Linked DNA regions of Mus musculus: region 1 is linked to region 2. Evidence: chromatin loops called from intact Hi-C (ENCODE). Cell type or tissue: left cerebral cortex. All regions are shown on one strand. Links, peaks and the distances in the headings refer to the core of each region. The heading gives the core; the rest is flanking DNA.

Evidence for each region. A loop is a pair of places that touch in the nucleus more often than their neighbours do. Peaks named below come from ENCODE experiments on the same cell type or tissue, not always from the same donor. Only the 100,000 strongest peaks of a DNase experiment are listed, where the experiment ranks them.
Region 1: a loop joins it to region 2, with 2.8 times the contacts of the local background. A loop is called at or near these places in 10 of 42 quality-filtered maps.

The regions. Positions count from the first base shown.
Region 1 is chr11:121,363,751-121,375,335 of GRCm38, reverse strand. The region is part of intron 1 of Rab40b (Rab40B, member RAS oncogene family); the gene reads left to right. Among named protein-coding and RNA genes, the nearest start is that of Wdr45b, 15 kb to the right of the region's middle. In left cerebral cortex, for the core only: a CTCF peak has its summit at 5,501 (motif pointing left); DNase peaks (open chromatin) are centred at 4,525 and 5,514; H3K27ac peaks cover 740 bases.
Region 2 is chr11:121,415,952-121,427,536 of GRCm38, reverse strand. It overlaps Fn3krp (fructosamine 3 kinase related protein), which reads right to left and starts at 6,164. Exons shown (of 6, transcript NM_181420.3): 1 at 5,934-6,164; 2 at 2,460-2,611; 3 at 1,891-1,982; 4 at 834-916. The coding sequence starts at 6,074. In left cerebral cortex, for the core only: a CTCF peak has its summit at 6,502; DNase peaks (open chromatin) are centred at 6,216 and 6,894; H3K4me3 peaks cover 1,873 bases; H3K27ac peaks cover 1,260 bases.

The DNA of each region.
Region 1 (11,585 bases), core at 4,201-6,700, 51 kb after region 2:
CTCAGAGCCTATCCCCGAGGAGATGACAGTCAGTGGAAATGAAGTTTCTACTTGATGTGGGAGCTCAGGGCCTAGTGGCAAAATGGTTATAAAGAAGCATTTTACCCTGTCTAGAGAGTGTGTTCCTGGTTGTGGTAGAGCATAGAGGAAAGCCAGGGCTAGAGGCCATGCAGGTCCTCATGAGCACCCAGCTCTAGGAGTGGGTTCCTCCCTAACTAAGATGCTGGACAAGACTGAGCTCAAATCCTTGTTAGGGTTTAGTTGTGAAATGTCCTATAAAGATCATGTGAGAAAGACTTGCTTGCCTGCTGGTGGGCTTTGGGGAGGTCACTGGATTATGAAGGGTCGGACCTCATCAACGGATTGATTAACTCCTTGATGGGTTCATAACTTGATGGCATGATTAGGAGGTGGTAGAAACTTTGGGGCCTTGTTGAAGAAGGTAGGTACATGGGGACATGTCCTTGGAGACACACATTCTCCTGGGACCCTTGTCTTCTCTGCTTCTCTGGTGTCTTGAGGCCAGCAGCTCTGTTTATCATCTCACTGCAGAGCCAAAGCACAGGAGTCAGCTGACTGTGGCCTGAAGCTTCTGACACTGTGGGACAAAACAAATCTTTCTTCCTTCAAGATGTCCATCTCAGCACAGAGACTCTGGATGTGCACTGAACTAGTGTACCCTAAGGCCAGCAGAATACGAGAGAAGGAGGTGCTCTGTACCTGGTAGAAATCTTCTCCTGAGATGGTGTGCCTCCCTGGGTCTCACGGTCATGTTTGTTCTCTGGATCACACAGCTAAGGCCCATTAGGGTCAGTAGCTCACAAACACCAGGACAACTGCCCCTGTGTGCTCTATGGGAGCCCAGTTCCTTCATGTTTTCTAGTTATCTGCAAGGGTAAAGGCAAGACAGAGACAGGCCCTTATACTGGCAGTCACCTGCCCTTCCTGTCCAGTCCCTGTCCAGGATCTTTTTGAATTTCAGTGTCCTGACATCATAATTCTCTAAAGTCAGATCCCAGCATCTTCTAGGTTAATGGGGAAGGTGGCTCCCTGTTCAGGCCTTCCTGACAGTGACTTGCTGTCCTTGGGCTGAGTGTAGTCACAACCACCGGAGCCTCCTTTACATCCTCTGAGCTAGGTTCCAACAAGGCATGCCTTTAATCCCAGTACTTGGTTATAGGAGGCAGAGGTAGGCGGGTCTCTGTAAGTTTGAGACCAGTTTGGTTTACAGATCGAATTCCAAGAAAACTGGGGCTATACAGAGAAACCCTGTCTCCAAAAACCATTAAAAAAAAAAGTCAGGTGCTCAGAAATAAACATGTTATAAATTACATTTAATCAATATTTTCACCAAAAGTGATCTTCTTGTATGAAGGGTCACATTCCTGGCAGCTCACGTCCAGAAACAGAAGGAAGCAGCTGGCAGAGGAGTTGAAATAGATTACTATATCACTTATTCATCTAAGTGTGTTAGAGAATAGTCTGGTGTGTATGTGTGTGTTGGGGGGGTTTCTTTTAAGGTTAACATTATCTTTCTCTTAGTAACCCTGTATTCTGACTCATTGAGTGAACACTCTGACAGACTCTGTTTTAGAAGCTCCCTGGTACTTTAATCACATTATTTTTCATTATTTATTATATATGTATACACACACACACATACACACACACACACACACACACACACACGTTCTTGTGTGCCTTGTCACCATGTCACACCTGTGGAGATAAGACGAAAACTTGCAGGAGTTGGTTCTTTCCTCCCACCAATGGTGTCCCAGGATCGAGTACAGCTGGCAAGCATCTTTACCCACTGAGTCATCACGTTGTGATAGGTGGGTACATTAGTCACGTTCAGCACATTTGAGTTATTTGTGTGTGTGTGTGTGTGTGTGGTACCGCCAACAGCATCAGTGTCAGAAATAGTGTCTCAAGGATCAAATGGTAACAAAGGAAAAGAAATGGTAAGACAACAAATGAGGAGCTGATACCAAGAAAAAAACTGGAGAGAATAAAGCAAAATACATCAGAAACTAAGTTTATGGAAGATTCTTGTGTAGGTGAGCTTAAATCTAGCTGTGTGAGCCTTTGGCTTCTTTGTCTGTGTGCTATGTGGTCATATGGCTATATTAGATATTTATCTTTAATGAGAGAGAGACAGACAGACAGACAGACATAACAGAGGACTGGTAGCTTCTCCCAGGGCCTGACATCCATACTCTGAGGAGGTGCTGGGGGAGACCCTGGTCAGGTGCCAGGTCCTAGCAGGCATAGCGCCACAGCAAGGCAAAGGATTCATCAAAGCATCAGGGATCCTGAAAGAGGCAGATGTGTCCTATGCAAAAGGGTTTCAGGCTCCCTTAGGAGCCAGGCCTCTAACCCTAGAAGTCTGGAATACCTGTATGATTGACTCAGGTGATGCGTGATTGGGCAGGAGAAGGTGAACACTTGAAGCCTGGGTTTCCTCTGCCTCTTCCCTGCATGTGGGTGAGGCCCTGGGTACAGGGCTGTGGAGTGCTGGTAGAATGTTCCTAGGCCAAGTCCCATTGGTCCCACAGGACACAGGTCTACAGCGTGATGGAGTATCAGGAAAGTGCCAGAATAGGCTAACTTGATCCAAATAGTAGCACCTGAGCAGCCCCCATTTGGTACCAGGGCTTCCCTCCCTGGCCTTGGTTAAGGGCCTTTTGCCTTCCAGTTAGTTTGGGATGGCAACAGTTACTGGTTTGAGCTCTTTTTTGTAAAACTCTCATTGTGATCAACTCAAAAGAGTTAGGTCTGTTAACCAAGGCTGATGCCAAATGCAGAGTCCACTTCACTTCAGGTGTTAGTTCAAAGACCTAACTATGTTAATTTTTCTCCTTTTTTCTTTTCCTTTTCTTTTCTTTCTTTTTTTTTTTTTTTAAAGAAAATAGGTCACATACAGGCTAAAAAGCATGCAAGAAGGCACAGGTGCCAAAACTGGTGATGTAAACATTAAAAGGGCATCTTCTATGTCCAAAATAAAAGTTGTGATTCATCCTAGTGACTTTGCCTTTCATAGCACTTCCTAGTCAGAGAAAAAGTTAGCTGGCATTCACTTTTAAGTGCTTCAGAGCCAAGGGTGTGGTGACAAGCCCACAGAGATGATGAGGGAGAGCCAAACAGAGCACAAGGGATAATGGATGCCCCTAGGAAGAGACATGATTGCACATGGGTGGCATATGGAGACCACCAAAGGCCACCTCTATTAGGTGGGATCCAAGGCACTGGAAAGACATGGCTGTACCCACCCCAGACAAGGACCTTTGAGTTGTGGTAGGTGTATCTTTACTTCCGGCCAGGAAAACTGGACCCAGGAGAAGGTGAAGAAGCTGCTGGTGTCAGGGTCTGGGTACATTAGTGTCTTGATCATCGTGGAAGTACAGCAGGATCTACAAACCCTGGAGGGTTATGCTTACTGATCGCCTGGCTTGAGCCGCTACTCTATGCAGTAGAAGTGGGGGTGAAAGCTCTGTCTCCCAATCCTGCATGTGGCAAACTGAGTGTGTCCCTTCTCCAAATGTATATGTTAAAATCATGATGGTTGTAGGATGTGGGGAGGTTAGGTGATAGGAGTGGAGTCTTGCTGATGAATTACAAGCAGAGCCTGAAAAGCTCCCTCACCTACTGGGCTGAGAGACAGCGTCATTGGGAGCCAGGAGGCCACACTTTCCAGACCTGAGTCTCCTGGTGCTTGAGTCACCCTGTCCCTTCTCCAGAGTTATTGTTTTGAAGCAACATTATGGTGTTTTTGTTACAAGTAACCACAATAGTCTGAGAAAGCACTACCTAGCCCTGTCCTAAATCCTCACTTATAGGGCTACGGAGAGAGTGGGGGAAACAGCATTGAGAGTGGCGATAACGTAACTCTGAAGAAAGACCAAATCTCTCATGGCCTTAAAGGAAGTAAAGTGTCCATAGGACAAGGCTCTCCTCACCAGAGCACAGATGCTGGGAAAGCCACACAGTCCTCAGAGCGCTGGGGTCAGGCCTGCTCTTTCCTGCCCTTGGAGAACTGGTCATTTGGGAGCAGGTCGTTCAGACAACACCCTAATAATGGAAGTCTGAGTTAAATGGTTTTTGTTGTTGTTCTAGATTTTCTTTTTAAATTTTATTTATGTGTATGTGTGTGGATATGTACACAAGTGTGGGTGCCCACAGAAACCAGAAGAGGGTGTCAGAGGCTAAGTGTGGTGGCACACACCTTTAATCACAGCACTCAGGAGTCAGGGGCAGGTGATTCTTTGTGAGTCCAAGGCCAACCTGGTCTGCAAGTTCTATGCCATCCAGAACTACCCAGTCTCAAAACAAAACCACAAAACAAGCAAACAAGCAAACAAAGAAACAGAAACAAAGAGATTGTTGGATATCCTAGAGCCAGAGTTATAACAGGCACTCGGAAATGCTGAGCCATCTGCCGGCCCCATAGATGAATTTTCTTCTAAATTCTTGTATATTTTCCCTTATAGGACAGATGTAGGTCAGTGGACTTTATGTAAGGAATCGAGTGTATCTTTGGTGGCTTTCCCAGCTTAGGAGTTTCCTCCCATGCCCTCCTTTCCATGCTCCTCCCCTTCTTTCTCTCCCCATATCCTCCTGTTTCCTTTCCTCCTTCCAGGCATTGTGCCCTGAACATTTTTGGTAAACAGAAAGGCTAACTCTAAAGAAGCTTAATCAGAAAAAGATATTCCTACACCATGTATCTGTCAATCAGGTCAGGTCTTATTCCAGGAGTGGCTGGATCCCAGGGCTACCAGGATTTTCTAGACAGCTCTATGCTCAAGCCTGTGTGTTGCGCTGCTTCTCATGTTTCCCGTGTCCCTCGTTAGGAAGAAGCTGGTCCAGGACCTCTAAAGTGGGTGGATGTTGTCAGTGATGGTGGCACATAGACCTGTAGTAGTCTGTCCCTCTGTTTGGCCATTCCCCAGAACTCTTAGGTTTCTGGCTTTTCTCTTGTGTCCAACATTGTTTGCAAGATGACCGGCCCATGCCAGAGCAGAACCTCAGAAAGGACCGATTCAGTAAAAATCAAGACAGGTACTGGAAACTGAAAACAATAGTAACTGGAATGAAAACTATCTCAAAGGAAAGATAGATGATACAACATTTTGAAAGAGACTGAGAATGAAAGAGGGGATGAAAAGAAACGAAAAATAAGAAAAGAATATTGTGGGACAAGTTCACGGTACTTAACATCTTATTGATGATATTCCAGAAGGGGAAAACAGATATATACCCAGTTCAAGAAAGCTCAATTCAAGCATGACAGAAGTCTGTAATCCCAGCACTGGGGAGACAGAGGCAGGAGGATTGGGAGTTGAAGATTACCCTTGACGACATTTTGAGTTTGAGTTTAGCCAGGGCAACATCAGACCCTGTCTCAAAAAACAATGATTCAAAAACAGAATGTTTCTGGGGCGATTATGAAAACTGGCTGCTTTTCCAGAGAACCTGGGTTCAGAGGATCTAATGCCCTCTTCTGGCCTTCATGGGTACTGCATGTGTGTGGTGCACAGGCAAAACACACATACACATAAAGTAAAAAAATTAAAAAGAAATACCCAGAATGCAGTCGGGCGGTGGTGGCGCACGCCTTTAATCCCAGCACTTGGGAGGCAGAGGCAGGTGGATTTCTGAGTTCAAGGCCAGCCTGGTCTACAGAGTGAGTTCCAGGACAGACAGGGCTACACAGAGCAACCCTGTCTCAGAAAAAAAAAAAAAGACAAACTAAGGACATTCCCCAATCCACCTTTCACACATCCTTCTCAAGGAAGAACCAAGGAAATCCTAAAGAGCTCCAATACCATAGCTCCTCTGACCAGGCGCCCCCCCCCACACGTACATACACACATACACACACACACACACACATATATACACACATACACAAACACATACACACACACATATACACACACACATACACAAACATACACATATACACACACATACACAAACACACACACACATATATACACACATACACAAACACACACACATACACAAACACACACACATACACAAACACACACACACACATAAACACACACACACACACTATATAGATAATGTCTTATCCATGCAGGTATTAAACTCAGGGCATGTGTGGCTTGCGCTCGCCCAGTGAGCCATCTCACTGATCCAGAGGCATTATTTAACTCTCGGTCAGACAAAGGTTTGGGGCTGAAGAGACAACATGGCTAAGAATACTTGGTGTTCTTTCAGGAGACTTCTAAAGAATCCATGTTCAGTTCCTACACCCATGTTAGGCTGCTCTCAACCGTCTACATCCTTTTCTGGTCTCTGTGGGCAAGCAGGCACTCATAAAGATTAAAAATGTGGGCAGGCATGATAGCACATGCTTATAGTCACAGGAAGCAGAGGCAGCAGTTACCATAAATTTGAAGCTAGCCTGGGAAACACCCTAAGACTCTGTCTGAAAAAAATGAATGAACAAAAAACCAAAACAATTTTATGGGTATGATGAGAAACATCTATAACTTCAACAATTGAGAGGCAAGAAGATCAGATGTTCAAGGCAAGCTAAGGTACATATCAGGTTCAAAGCTAACCTGGACTACCTGAGATCCTACCTCAAAAAGCAAAAAAAAAAAAAAAAAAAAGGCAAAATAATGGCTACTGGTGGGGAGAGTGGGACATGGGTAGGGTATGGTAGGATGGCCTGCTGTGCTTCTACGGGGTCTCAGACTGAATTAAAACTTGAAACCAGAGACCCACAACTTTGATGAAAACAAAAGACAAATCTAGTTCTTTGTTTTTGTTTGTTTGTCTTTAAAGATTTATTTATTTATTTATTTATTTATTTATTTATTTATTTATTATATGTAAGTACACTGCAGCTGTCTTCAGACACTCTGGAAGCTGGCATCAGATCTCATTACAGATGGTTGTGAGCCACCATGTGGTTGCTGGGATTTGAACTCAGGACCTTTGGAAGAGCAGTCAGTGCTCTTAACCACTGAGTCATCTCTCCAGCCCCTAGTTCTTTGTTTTACAAAATTTATAAGTGAGGATGGGGCTGGGGTGGGGTGGGGAATCATAGGTAGGCCAGTGAGATCGCTCAGTGGGTAAAGCTTGATAACCTGAGTTCTTTTCTAGGTCCCACATGGTAGAAGGAAAGAATGGTTTTCTGCAAGTTTGCTTTTTTTTTCCTCTGGCCTCCACACAGGCTATAGCACATGTGTGGGACAAAACACACTGTCTTCTCATATATAATTTTATTTTTTTTTAAAGATTTATTTATTTATTTATTTACTATATGTAAGTACACTGTAGCTGTCTTCAGACACACCAGAAGAGGGTATCAGATCTCATTACGGGTGGTTGTGAGCCACCATGTGGTTGCTGGGATTTGAACTTCGGACCTTCGGAAGAGCAGTCGGGTGCTCTTACCCACTGAGCCATCTCACCAGCCCCTCATATATAATTTTAAACTTGTAAGTACTTAAAACTTCATTCCATTCTGTTATGTTTGTTATAGTACAGGATAGTGTAGTTTAGTAATCCTGACACATTCTAAAGAATGCAGCGCTAGCCAGTTTTCATTGTGGGAGCATCATACGGCATACCCACTCAAAGACGGCTACAATGTTTCCAGGAGAAGTAATCTCATGGGACCTCCATCATATGTGCACTTAGCCACTTATGGGTCAAACAGGATTGTAAGGATGACTGAGAAACGGGATGTTTAGAGGCTGGAAGAGCCAGCCTGCCTAGGCAGGAGTTAACCTCCTCAGAAAACAAAATGAAATGGCCTCCAGCCTGTGCAGGCTTGGTACTCTGCCCGTCTAGAGATTGACATGCTGAGGTCAGAATTATTGCTTCCACATTCAAAACAGATGTGCAAATGTGTTTATTCATTGCCTCATGGAGAGAATGAAAAGTCTTTAGCAATCCAGAGGGAAGCAAGGTTTTCAAAGTTAACCTCACATATTCTGTTTATTGTATGCATGCCATGCTGTGTGCCTCTGTGCTGATCACCGCAGAACATCTGTGTTTGATAGTCCTGTGCTATCAAACTCCGTAGATTTGAAGGTCTGTGAGGAGGCTACTGTGCTGCGATGACAGATTGGGCTCCTCTGGGACCCAGGAGAGGGAATTCTCTCCTGTGGTTCCATGAGGAAGCCTCCCGGGCAGTCAATAAGAGCCGTATCCATTCGAGTGTGAGTGAAGTCAGTTCTGATGCTGAAAATTCCCTGCCATCCTCCAGGCTAGGAAAGAGACAAAGGCAAGGAACACTGAGCAAGAGAGGCAAAAGAACACACAGGTAGAGAGAGAAGTGGGGGAGGGGTGTCGAGGTGAGACAGGCCCAGGTCAGGGAACATCCAAACCACAGACATGCCAGCATCTTTCTGTGTTCTCACTAATGGGATAGGAGGTACTGTGCTCCTGACTCTGAGTTTCTTAAAAAGAACAGCAGTTATTCCTCTCTAAGGGGCAGTATTTCATTTTCCCACTGATTTGCCTGTCCACTGGCATGATGGAGCCTCTCCTGTGGACAGAATGTCACTTTAACAGGAGACAAATGGGGACTCAGAACCTTACTAAGATATGGTCTGTTAGAGAACCGATGGGCTGGGGCCTCGGTTAGGGAGTGTGTCGCACGAGGCTGGGGTAGGGGATGTGTCCTCGACACTGGGGAAAGGCTTTGTGGGGTAACTGATGGGTGGGTTCAGGAAGACTTCAGCTCTGTTCACCTAGAGCCAGAGTGCATAGATCTCAGCTCCCAGGGCATCGGCTCCACTGCCAACCTGGGGAGGAGCTACTGGCTCATCCAATGGCTCCTGCCTGCCTTCCTGTGCCTTGCACTGGGCACTCGGAGCTGCAACACTACTCCTGGGGCTGGGGACCTAGAGTTGAAACCCAGACCTCTAGATGTCTCCAGGGGACTGCACTGAGGCTAGTCCTTTAGTGTTGATGATGGTGACAAAGAAGCATGGTGACGTTGTATGCCTGACCCATACATGATCTAATTCTCAGGCTGGGTGTCCTTCAATCTTAGCACTAGAAATGCAGTACAAAAACAAAGTACTAGGATGAAGGAGGCTATCTGTGAGTTTGTGCCCAGCCTGGTTTATAGAGCAAGTTCTAGGCTAACCAAGGTTACACAGTGAGACCCTGTCTTTAAAAAAAAAAAAGCCAAATGGTGGAGCAGGTTACAAACTTGGTGGCATTTGTGATACAAAGGGTGTGGCCCTGCTGGTGTCTTTACTGACCTCAGTTTCTGGGCCCTGGGTCCTTTCTAGAAGAGCAGTCAGTGCCCTTAATCTCCAGCCCTACTAGGTGTTTGGATTTTCTTGTTTGTTTTGTTTTTTAGAAGCAGAAAAATGATTTCTGAGGGGATGAAGGAGGATATATTTTTTTGTTTTTAAAGACAGCTTTTGGAGGCTAGACATGATAGTACATACCTGTCATCCCAATACATGGAAGGTGGGAAGCAAGAAGAAGGTCTTCTTTAGCTAAATAGTTGATTTGAGGCCAGCCTAGACTACATGAGACCTTGTCTCAAAAAGTATACCAAAACAAAAGCTTGGGGGAATCTGGGATGCAGCCCTTTGGTAGAGCTTTTACCTAGCATTTGTCCATCCCCAGAAAACGCACACACATGTGCACACACATATATACCTACACATGTTCAAAAACATTTTTTCATCTTTTATCTTAGAAAAAAGGCATATTTATTAAAATAAAAGCTTGATGTAGGCTTAGTGGTACATTCCTTTAATCCCAGCATTAGGGAGACAGATGCAAGTGGATCTCTGAGTTAGAGGCAAGCCTGGTCCACAGAGTAAGTTTCAGGACTGCCAAGCCTCACAGAGAAACCCTGTCTCAAACAACAAAGACCAAAGCAAATAAAATAAAAGCTTGAAGAGACTAGTGAGATGGGACAGCACGTAAATGCCCTTGCCACTGTGTATACTGCCCTGACTTTGGTCCCTGGGACCCACAAAGCAGAAGGAGAGGTTGTCTTCTGAGTACACATACATGCACAAGTGTTGTGGCATGCATTCTTGACCATGATGTAATAAGAATAAAACACAAAACTTGCAGGACTGCTGGCATGGCCCAGCCAGTACAGAGCTTGCCATGAAAGTGTGTTGGCCCATGGATAGACACTGCCCTTACCCACGGCACCCACGGCAGAATTCCGAGGCCTATCTGTAACCCTGGCACTAGGGACTGTGGGGTTGACAGGGGGTGACAATGACAACCTGAGTTTGAACTTTCATACTCATACAGAGGTGGGAGTAGAGATTCCTGGATATTGTCTCTAACCCCCATGAGTACCGCAGCACACAGCCTATCCACACACCCCACACACTAATAAAATAACAGTAGTAATAATAATAAATCAAATAATTTGAATTTGAGACGGTCTTACTATGTATCCCTGCCTGCCTGGGACTTGCTATTAAACCAAGCTGGCCTGGAATTCAAAGAGATCCACATGCCTGGCTAAATTAAAAAAAAAAAAATATATATATATATATATTTAAGATTTATTTATTGTTATATGTAAGTAGCTGTCTTCAGACACACCAGAAGAGGGAGTCAGATCTCATTATGGATGGTTGTGAGCCACCATGTGGTTGCTGGGATTTGAACTCAGGACCTCTGGAAGAGCAGTCAGTGCTCTTAACCACTGCGCCATCTCTCCAGCCCTAAATATATTTTTAAACAATAAAATGAGTACTGAAGAAATGGTTGAGTGGTTAAGAGCACTTTGTTGCTCTTGTGGTTTGGTTCCTAGCACCTCCGTGCCTGCTCACAGTTGCCTGTAACTCCAGGTCATGAGTACACTCTCCCGTGTGTGTATGTGTGTGTGTGTGTGTGCGCGTGCACACACATATGCATGCACAAACACACACACATATTAAAAATAAAATCTTAAAATAAGGCGAAAAGACAGACCTGAGGTTAACCTCTGACCTTCACACATGCTGGGCACACATGCACAAACATAGACATGTACATACACCACACCCACACCCACAAACCTCGAAAAGAGGGGAGAGTTTAGAAAAAAGACCCATAATGTCTAGTCTAGAGGTCATCTGGCTCAAGGCTGTCCCCCAGGCTCACCTTCCAGTGCCACAATCTCAGAGGTGGCATCTCCCTCTCTGCTCCCACACTGCGTTTCCTTCACATTTCTAGTTTGACACCTGAGGACACACTCCTGCTGCCAGAGCTGCTATTTTGACTTTGTCCCCTTGGATACAGCTGAGACGAGCTTTCATGTGCAGTGTGGGGTGGCTACAACAGAGGGCAGAGTTAAGGAAGGACAGAGAAAGAATACAAAACCCAATGGACTACAGCACCTCAGCAAATCCAGCAGCCACCAGGCCACACATGGCTCTGGGAGGACTTAGAGTAGTTCTTGAGAAGGTTCAAGTCGGCATCATGGGATCAGCCTGAGCCCACTGACTCAGGGCCCATCCACAAGACAGCAGCAGGGGATTAGCAAGGCCCAACGGACCCAGCTGGGAAACACTGAGCTGATGGCAGCCAACATAGATGCTGTGGTGCTTGCATCTGAGTGGTTA
Region 2 (11,585 bases), core at 4,986-7,485:
TCTAAATGATGAGATAGCTCAGCGGTTAAGAGGGCTTGCTGCTCTTGTGGAGGACCCGGCACTCATGGCAGGCAGCTCACAGTCATCTCTAACAACAGCTCCAGAGGATCTAATTCCTTCCTCTGGCCTCAGCAGGCACCACACATACGCATACTTGTGTGTATGTGTGTTTGTGTGTGTGTTTGTGTGTGTGTGTGTGTGTGTGTGTGTACAAATTAAAATAAATCTTTAGAAATAAGTTGGGCATGGTGGCACACACTTTTAATACCAGGAATTGGGGGGCAGAAACAGGCAGACCCCTGAGTTTGAGGCCATCTGGTCTACATACTGAGTTCCAGACCTGCCAAGGTTACAAAGTGAGACCCTGTTTCAAAATTAAATACATAAATAAAATAAATAAATAATAAAAATAAGCAAAAGAAAAGCTACAAATTTTCACCATATCACGTGGCTTCAGGCCCATCAATATTTCCTGTTTTTTTCAGTGTGTCTAGGACACACTGTACCAACCATACCCATGGTGCTCACTGCACTGCAAATGTGCAGTCTTAGGATGACCACAACTGCTTTGGCATCACCATAGGCCACAGCATTACCCCAGATTTTAACCCCTCCTTGAAGACCAGCATCCTAACTTGCTGTTTCTTCTGTCTGATTTTTCATCTTAATCCAACATTAAGTTTATTTACTTCATGTCAACTTCTTAAAAATTATCAGGGAAAAAAGAGTTTAAAGACTTACAAAACCTTACAGAAAAGGAGTAGGGTAGTTTCCCCACTGTGTCTCAACAGCCAGTCTGACTGTGACGTGGAAGTGAGCTCTGTGCCACTCACCTGGGGGAGGTATCCACAGCATGTCACTACATCAAACCCAAACTGGTCCACATACTGCCGCTCTGCCTGTTCACCTCCTTTCCCTTCCACAAAAAAAAAAAAGAAACAAAGAAAAGTGACTAGCTTGTCCCCTTGCTCTAGGAGACCCTCGGGTCCGCTCTTGCAGCTCAGGGTTGTTGTTTTGCAATCAATATGCCCTTACCCCCTAATGCTTGCACCCATAAATAAGCAAGACACCCCCCCATCACCCAGAACAGTGCCTGCTTTAGCAGACTCAATAACCAAGACACTAGCTATTCTAGAAGCAGAACCAAGTTGCAGAGGATGCACTGGGATGGAGGGACTCATAACAGTGTCAAAAATAAGCTTGTTATGCTTTGAAATGGTCCCAACTTCACGTGTCTCCCCCAAATTAAGAAAATCCCAACCATAGGAATTCCATGCAATCTGGAAGCAATAGGGCTTAAAGCACTTTGACAGAGCCTATGAGCTAATCCTCACAGGACAAGATAAGCTGATGGTACGGCCAGCATATTATCACAGGATGGACAGGCTACCGGGACCTTTCAGCAGAACTATACACAGGAGATTCTGGGTTACCAGCTTTCTGACTATCAGCTATTCTGCCTAACAGAGTCAGCACATGAGGTTCATAGGGATTATCAACTGTCAGCCTGCTAACACCACACTGTGCTCTAGATGGCTGGCATTAGGGCTGGCATTCTGAGCCTCGAGAATGCTGTGCACATGGGAGAGGAGGCAGCATGTTTAAAAGAGTCACTTTGTACTGAAAGCCAAAACAATTGTGATTAGACTCCCTTCTGGAGAGTAACACATAAAACAATTAAATTATGTGACTTCAGGCCCATCAATATTTCCTGTTTTTTCAGTGTGTCTAGGATGCACTGTACCAATCATACCCATGGTGCTCACTGCACTGCAAATGTGCAGCCTTGGGATGACCACAACTGCTTTGGCATCAGCATGAGCAAAAGCATTACCCCATCTCTGAACCCTCTTCCAGACAGGGGCCCTTAGGGCTCACACAGCCCCTTACCCACAGTGCCAGCCTCCTTTAGCAGCCTCTCTCCAAGCCTCTTGTTCTCAAGGTGTAGATCTGCAAGCTGGGTCCCAAGCTTGGTGGCATGACTAAAATCAAAATGCAGGAACTGAACAATGACACACAGATAGCAGATCCATCTGAAAGGTCTCAAGACACATAAGTCAAACATGGAGCATGAAGTTCATTCTACTGACATAAGGGGGGGGGAATTGGGGGTGGTGGCACACAACAGGAATCCTAGGGAGGAGGAGGAGGAGGAGGATTCAATTTGTTTTTGAAACAGAGGTTCCCACCATTTGACCACCTTCCCTAGTCTTTTAGACTTTGCAGCTGAGTCTTTCTGTGATCATTTCACTCTGAGAACGCCCTCTCTCTGGCTTTTATCTGGCAGAGAGTGCATGACATTCATAATACAGAGTCATCATAAGTGCAGTGACGGACACTTTACACCACACCTCAAAATCTTGCCCCCACCCCAATACAAGATTCCAAAATAAAAGACCCATGTGGAGGAAGAAATAAAGCCTCTGCTTTTAAGCAGAAGGGACGGAGTCAGCACAGACCTGCTCAGATACCGCATGTCCAAATGCTCCATCACGAGCATGCTCCCACCTCCTGGGGCATCGACAACCTTGATGGGCTTAGGTACCTTGACTGTACCCGTCTTCAGAATGGCAGTTAAGCTTGCCATCTCACCCTCAAACATTCTTCTAGCCTGTCAGTAAAACAATGGAGAAGGAGACCAAGGTCACCAGAGAGAGACCATGCAGACATGATTACTTCTGGCCTTATAATTTCAAACCACATTTATGCTAGCCAGAGGACTCGACAGAAATGGACAGGTCTTTCAGGGTACTCGACCGAGGAACAGGCCATAAATGCTGAAGTCACATGGGCACAAGCAAGCTTGTATTTTGCAGTGTGGGACTGCATTTGTTTGTTTGTTTGCTTGGTTGGTTGGTTTTTGTTTTTTGAGACAGGGTCTCTACATAAATTTGGCTGTCTTGAAACTGCTATGAAGATCAGACTGGCCTAGAATACATAGAGCTCTGCCTGCCTCTGCCTCCCATGTGCACCAATCAATCACTCTTGAAGCATCACCATCATGAGACTGAGTCCAGATACCCCTGAGTGGTGATGGCGTACACCTTTAGTCCCAAGCACTTGGCAGGCAGAGGCAGGCAATTCTTAGTTTGAGGTCAGCCTGGTCTACAAGAGTAAATTCCAGACCAGCCTGGGATACACAGAGAAACCCTGCCTTGAGACATACCTAAAAAAGAGACCAGCCATTACTTGCCCCAGAGACGCCTGTCTCTACCCTGGCTTCCACCATCACAGAGCTGCTCTGCCTGCTTGGTCATACTTTTTGTGTCCCTAGCTTTTGTTGTTTTGTTTTATTGTTGTTTTTAATGTAACAGGGTTTTGCTATGTAGTCCATGCTGGCCTCAAACTCACAATCCTCCTGCCTCAGTCCTCTGAGTGCTATGTGACCATTTTACACTCAGTCACATGGGCTCTTGGGTCTGGTGTATTTGTTATACCTTCATCGTATATACTATTTCACAGGGTGAACATACCAAAATGTAATCACCCTTCCTACTGAATAGCTCTGCCAGGGCAATTCTAGGTACACTCCTAGTTGCTACCACTGTGACCTCAGGCAAGTTACTTAAGCTTTCTTTGCTTCAGTTTGCTCACCTATAGAATGGGAGAACCTACATTTCTGAGGTAGCAGCTAACAGCCCATTCTAAACATGCTACAAATGTTGCAACTACTCACTAAGAAAACCAAAGTTTCTGAGAAGGAAGATAGGAACTATGTCCTGACAGAACTTTCACAGCAATCTCTTTAGAATATGAAGGAGAAGCTGGACTTTTGCCCAAGGTGCTGGTGAAAGAGACTACATTAATGGCAGCACGAGAAAAAGAAATGTTTTAAAAGGAACTGTGTAGCCATCAAGAAGAACTGCTCCTTCACAGTAGTAGTTTACTGTTTATGTGGTTGGAAGATTCCAGCTAAGAAAGTAGCTACTCATAAATAGACCTATGGGAAAATTAAGCTTCAGTTGGACCATTGTGAGAAAAAAAATCTGGAAACAACTTAAAAATGAGATAAAATCAATTACATAAGTTTAAAAAGTCTAATAAGAAAAGTCAACCAGGTAGATTCTAGCGAGGCATAAGAAAGCACATAAAAGAGAAGTCGGGTAGTCTTAGAGTCTCTCTTACCTCAGAGAAAGTAGAGCAAGGAAGAGTCATGTTTCTAACACAAAGTTATAATTACAATTGGCAGATGTTCATCTTATGGACAGTATTCCAGCACAATTCATGCTATGTATCCCAGCGCAAGCAAGAAAAAAGGCCAAATGGAAAAGGAAGACTGAAAAATTGAAAATAGACTTTGAATGGGAGATAACCCAGCAGTGGGGCTGGATATGGTTTAGTGGTTAAAAGTGCATACTGCTCTTGCAGAGGTTCCGAGTTCAATTCCTACCCCCCACATCAGGTAGGTCATAACCACCTGTGATTCCCACTTCAGGAGGCTCTGATGTCTCTGGTCTCCACGGGCACCACACACACATCCTACACCACATATACACACATACGTATTGTCTTTAAAACTGAATAAATAAATAAATCTTTTAAAAAAGAACTCGGCAGTTCATGCTGGCTAACATATGGAATCCTACCACTTGAGAGGCTGAGGATTCCATAGTAAGTTCCAGACTAGCCTGGGCTACATACAGATGGAAACTGCCTCAAAACAAGCAAACCCCACTTCCTGCGAGAGAGAATGTAAACTCGAAGGAAGTAGGCACATCTCTGTCAGTTCAAGGCCATTCTGGGCTACGTAGTGAGATCCTGTTTCAAGAAATTAAACAATAACCAAAAAGAAAAAAGACAAGAAAAAGAAAAAGAGAGAAAAGAGCCTGAACTCAACTCCAAACAACAGAAAACACACACACACACACCACTAGTTTGAAGATGCAGCTCAGTGGTATGTATCATACTTGCTTAGGATGTGCATGGCTCTGGGTTCAACCTGTCATCACAAAGAAAAAACAAATCAAAGTGGAAATACTGAGGGCTGTAGAGAAAGGCTACTATATAAAAACAAGCAAAACCAGAACAGAGAGGCCCAGCTGTAGAACATGCAGGAGACCACGAAGACTGTGGCTGAGGGCAAACTGATGGCTGAAGACAGGGGTTGAGGCAAGTCCTGAGAAAATAAGGGTATTCCAAAGGTTAACACACATGGGAGAGGCAGGTTCCTTTCTTGAAAGAAAAATGACCACAAATGCAAAAAGCTAGGCTCGTGGCTAGAACCTGCAATCCCAGCACTCCAAGAGACAGAAACAAAAGGGTTGAGTTTGGAAGTCAGCCTTAGTGACAGAAACCAACTCTAACGTGGAGGGTGTGTAGGGCTTAACAAGAAGATAAACACCTTCAGTTTCGTCTTTAAAAAAACTTTGCCAAGTTCTACAGAAGCCATCCACGTCCCTTCCAAACAAAACCTGGAGTGAACAGCTTAAAATGACAAAGGGACAGCAGCAACCAGGAACACAACTGAAGCCTTGGGGCTCTCACCCTATCTTCCATTGGGCGCTTCAGAAAAAGTTCACTCTCAAACAGAACGTGGTGGGATGAGTGTGTTATTTTGATCCTTTAAGATCTTTGATCTGAGTTTTGAAATAAGCTCCAGATAAACACGAGTACTCTGGCGTTTCTCAAAACTAACCAGCCAGACGTGAAGGCTTTCTCAAAGAAGCGGGCATAGCAATCTCTGAATACCACGCGCTGCACCTGCATAGCCACCGTTGCCTTAGCGGGCACAGCGGGCAAGGGCAGGGAAGCCGGAGGCCAAAGGGAAATCGCCGGGCTGTGGACAGCGGGCAGAGACTGTCGCTGAAGACTGAGTCTCTAGCGCTACCCAACCCGGGTCAGCTCAGGATCTCACACACCCCGGACCCAAACCACCGCCCCATTTTAGCCTCGGGTCAACGAGCCCGACCCTCACCCAGCGCCGGTGGCCCTACCTCTGCCTTGGAGTTCACTTTCACAAACACTCGTCCTTTGTCCGTGTCATAACTCTGGCCCTGGCTAATGCACCCGCCTCCCGAGTGACCCGTAGCTTTGACCGAGCTGCAGCCCAGCTCCCGCTTAAGCAGGGTCTCCATGAGAGCAGTTCCCCAGCCGACCCAGTTCAGGCCTGGAGCAGAAGCGGGTACAGGGGCGGGGCGGGGTAGACACAGACCAGTGACGGGATTGGGTGACAAGAAGGAAGGGGCGGGGAAACCTTTGGGAGGGGCGTGGCCTGACTGGTTAGGATTGGTTGAGAGGCAGAGAGACCGCTGCCAAGTTTTCTCTGGCTGCTGGAGCGCAGGAGCCGGGTGGTAAGTGGGTGGAGCGCCCAGCCTCCCCGCTCTGGTGTGCTGAACTCTCTCAATTCAAACCTGTTTAAAACAATTCCCAGACAGCTGTGTAGAAGGACGGAGGTTGCTCCCTCCGCTCCGGGTTCTGTCTGAAACCGCCAGCGAGGTGAAGCTGAGCCCTTAGGGTTTTGCAGAGGATGACGCATCCTTTCTCAGGGATGTGCTGGCCGCGAGACCATTTCCCTGGCCAGGAGGCCTGCCCTCCTGTGGGAGGTATGGAGGTCCTTGTGCCTACAAGTTAAGCACTAGTAGAACCAGGAATGTAACGCAGAGTTGTTCCTTCGAAGGAAAGGATGCATAGCCTGTGAGCAGATGTAGTTGCCCAGGACCTTTGTACTAATCTGTGTGCTGGACCACACGGGATCCTCTCCCAAACCCTTCTCATGAGTTTGTCAATCTACAGAACCGATCTTTAAGATGTTGATCCCACTGGTCAAGAATAAGACCACATAAATTAAATTAAATTTCATGTAAGCTTTAATACTTTAAGTACTGCCCACGTGGATGTACTTTGGTCAGATCCTTGCCCAGGTTCCCAGGGAAATGGCCCCAGTCAGATTTTGCAGGGGCTTAAAAAAGCAAAAAACACAATTCAGCGCATTTCCAGTCAGGTCCAATCAGTGGCAAGCATACATTCTGACGTATTTCCTACTCATATACCTCCCTTCCACGTGTGAGCAAGCAGATCTGGTATAGATGGGCCAAATAAACTTGTTTAAAGAAGTGAAAACTCGTGACTTGTTATTTTCCATAAATAATAGCCTTTAGCATTTCAAGAAGTATCTGTCCTTGGGCAAGGAGCTTACAGGTCAGATGCATTTTTTTTTTTCATGGATCGCTTAGGCATAGTAATTAAAACTTAAAACATAACTTTGGCTTTCACAATGTCACATGTACGTCACAAAGAGTTTCAACATACTCACACCTTAAGTTTTATTTTGCACACAAGATTGAGTTGATCACCAGGAAATTTTTCACTAAATTGTGCTGCGACTAAAATATGCCTAAATAAACTACACTGGGTCAGACTTGAAGTTTGAACCAACGCCAGTCACCTAGTCTTATTAAACAGAACTGCCACTACCGGGCAGTGGTGACACTTGCCTTTAATCCCAGCACTTGGGAGACAGAGGCAGGTGGATTTCTGAGTTCAAAGCCAGCCTGGTCTACAGAGTGAGTTCCAGGACACCAGGGCTACACAGAGAAACCCTGTCTCAAAAACAAACAAACAAAACAAAACAAAACAAAACCCAGAACTGACTTCTTGCCTCTGCCTGTCTATCCTTATTCTGCTAGCTGTAATGGTTATAAAGACCCTCTCCAGCCCTCCCTGTCCCAAACGTAGAGTAAAAGGACCAGAGACAAAGGGAAAAACACCTTGACCCTGACTTGACTCCAAGCCAAATCCAGGGCCAAGAAACAGAAACACCAATCCCTGAACATGAAATCACGCCAATCTCTAAACTTGCCCCAAGTTTAGGCCACAAAAATTTCACCAATCTCCAGGACAATCTGGAAAGCTCCCCACCTTCACCCCAAGAAACCCCTCACAAAGCCTGTGTTCTGCTCTGCTCCCTGCTGCTTCTCATCCAAGCAGAGGCAGCCACCCTCCTGGGTTTTCCCTCCCAATAAATATCTCGTATGAGGTTTGTTGTGCAGTGTGATTTTGTGGAGCAGAGCTGTAACACTTGTCTTGAGGAAATTTTCCCCCACTGGAGCAGAGCTACAACATTTTTGCTGGAGAAACGTTCCCCTGCAGGAGCAAAGTTATAACTTATACCCTGGATGCTCACCCTCCAGCACTCAGCTCAGCTGTCCTCTCAGTCTGTCCGAGCTTCCAGGTCTGTGACAATGATCTGCAGTGCAGGACTCAGACTGTTTAAGTGTGTAAGTCCTAAACTGGAGGGGCATGCTGCTTCCAATACAGGAGTTTTGTATTATATGAGATTAACAGATTAGCTTGTGTCTCAGCCAGAACTGTGTTCAGTTCCAACACAGGTTAAAAATCTGTCTTGCTCAGAGGAAAAAACCCAGCAGGATGCATGTATAAAGAGACTTAAGAAACTGCAAATCTGGAATCAGTAGGATCTGCTGGCAGGCTGGAGATAAAGAGATGTTGTCTGAGTCACGGTCCTCCTCCCACAAAATTCCTTCTCGTGGATGGTTGATTTGTTCTGTTGAGACCTCTAGCTGGCCTACACTGTGGAGGGAAATGTGCCTACTCCAGACCCATTGGCTTAAATATTAACAGGATACAAACATACATAATTTTTTTGTGTTTTGATTATGGACTGGGATGCAATAGGGAAGATTAAAATTGAGATAAGGTTTCACTATATAGCCCAGGCTAGCCTCAGAGTCAGGGAAATCCTGCCTCAGCCTACCAAGTCCTGGGATGATAGATGATAGCCCCTAACAGAAAAATGCTTAACCAATTGTGGTGGCTTGAGTAGGTTTGGCCCCCATAGACTCATGTGTTTAAATGCTTGGGCAGTGACACTATTAGGAGATGTGGCCTTGTTGGAGGAGGTGTGTCACTGTGTGTGAGGTCTCTATGCACAAGCCCCACCCAGTGTGGGATTTCAGTCTCCTCCTGGCAGCCTTTGGATCAAGATGTACTACTCTGAGCTTCTCCAACACCTTGTCTGCCTACATGCTGCCATGCTTCCCACTATCATGATAAAGGACTAAACCTCTGAAACTGCAAGCCAGCCACAACTAAATAATAATGTAATAATATGTAAGAGTTGCCTCGGTCATAGTGTCTCTTCACAGCAATAAAACCCCAAGACCCCAAATACCTGTGTCCAATCAAGTGGGACACAGTTGACCACCATGTTCCCTGATGTTTCCCAGCGAATAGCACAACAGAAAGTGGACATTCAATAAGAATGTGCTAAAATGAGCGAATGAATGAAAGCTTGAAAGCTTAAAGGAATAAAAGCAACTGAAGAAAGCATGCAGATTGTTTAACCTCACCTTCTGCTGAGAACATCTAGAAATAAATGCTGGTTGAAATCGTTAAAAACACATCCCACCAAAAAGCTGACAGGACAGAGAGGAATGTAGGCTTAGTATCTGGGTGATAGAAGCCCAGAGTAAAAAGTAAAAATTCAAAAACTGTTCTTGCCATGGGGACAAGAGCTGGTTTTAGGGAGTTGGAGAGATGGCTCAGCAGTTAAGAGCACTTGGCTGTTGTTCCAGAAGACCTGGTTTTACTCCTAGCACGTACGTGACAACTCACCTACAAACAACTGTCTGTAACTCTACTTCCAAGGGATTTAACACTTGGCTTGTGGAGGCATCAGGCACGATCGTAGTTCACATATATGTAGGCAAATCATTCATACTAATAAAATGATTTTAAGAGTTTAAATCTAGGTTTTGTTGTATTTTATTTTTAGTAACCATAGATCTAAGTAACAGTATGGGACCAGATGGGTTCAAGGTGACCATGTAGTGGAAGAACAACTTTCCAATAAATCTAGGACACTGAAAGGCTACCTGAGCTTCAAGAAGGTGAAATGCCATCCTGAACCCAGCACCTGTGAAGCTTTGTCCTTGAATAAAATGGTGATGGCGTTGGTAGAAGTCATTATTATCTGCCCTTGGTTAGATTTGCAACACAAACTCATATTACTTAATTATTTTTTTAAATCACAAGTTTTACTTTTAATTTTAGGCAATTAGTGTTCTGAGAGAAGGAAACACTAGATCTCATGGAAATCCTTTACATAACTCAAGGACAACGAAGTCAAAAGTGATGGGGTGACTGCACACAGTAAATCCATTCCTTTAGTCTCAGTGTTTAAGACCTGAAACAGGGGGGTTGCAGTAAAATGAAGGCCAGCTTAAGCCAACACAAAGGCCAGCTTAAGCCAACCCAATTGTTTTTTGTTTTTTGTTTTTTAATTTTATGTGTATGGGTGTCTTATCTGCATGTGTGTCTATATACCATGTGCATGGCTGGAGCTCACAAAGGCCAGAAGGTGTTAGGCTCTTCTGGAACTGGAGTTACAGACAGTTGTTAGCCTCCATGAGGGTGATAGGAAATGAACCTGGGTCCTCTAGAAGAGCAGCCAGTGCTTTTTTTTTTTTTTTTAAAGATTTATTTATTATTATACATAAGTTCACTGTAGCTGACTTCAGACACACCAGAAGAGGGCATCAGATCTCATTATGGGTGGTTGTGAGCCACAATGTGATTGCTGGGATTTGAACTCAGGACCCTTCGGGAGAGCAGTTAGTGCCCTTACTTGCTGAGCCATCTCACCAGCCCTGCAGTCAGTGCTCTTAATCACTGAGCCATTTCTCCACCATGCCTCAAAGTGCATTCTTTTTTTGTTTGTTTTTACTGTGTTCTTTTTTTAAAGATTTATTTATTATTATATGTAAATACACTGTAGCTGTCTTCAGACACACCAGAGGAGGGCATCAGATCTCATTACATATGGTTGTGAGCCACCATGTGGTTGCTAGGATTTGAACTCAGTTCCTTCGGAAAAGCAGTGTTCTTAACCACTGAGCCATCTCTCCAGCCCCCACAAAGTTCATTCTTAAATGTCACACGAGGGTTGAAAAACCATTTTCACAAGACTGCCTTGCCCAAGAGCTGTAGACTGAATGCTTTATGTTCCCTCAGAATTCACAGATAGAGTCACCAATCCCAGCATAACGAACTTGGGGACAGTGACTTAAAGGATGTAATTAATATTAAATGAGCTCATGGGGTGGGACCATAATCCAAGAGGATTACCAAGTGACTCCATAAATAGAGACTCCAGAAAAAGCCATGGCCAGACATAGCAGGCAGGCAGTTCTCTACAGACCAGAAACATGAGATCCCTTGGCAACCTAACTCTTCTGTCTCTCTGATCTCAGACAGTCACTCTCAAGATGTGTGAAGATTAACTTTCTGTTGTTAGAACCTGGCAGTAGAATGGCACCCCTAGTCAACTAACACACCAAAGAAGCAACAGGAGGTCACAGATAATGACAGGTGCTGGCATTACTACGTGCATAACAAGACAGTTATTCCTTTAATGTTAAAAAAGGAAAAATCAGGAGCTTAAGAGATTGCGATTAAGAGTACTTGCTGTGGGCCTATCAGAGAATCCAGGTTCAATTCCCAATTCTAGTGGCAGCTCACACTAGAAAAGATACTATACCCACTATGCACAGCTTCAGAGTGAGATCTGTGGCTTCAGGGGTGAGGGGTGGGGGGTGGGGTGAGCTTGGTTTTGTTTGTTTGCTTTT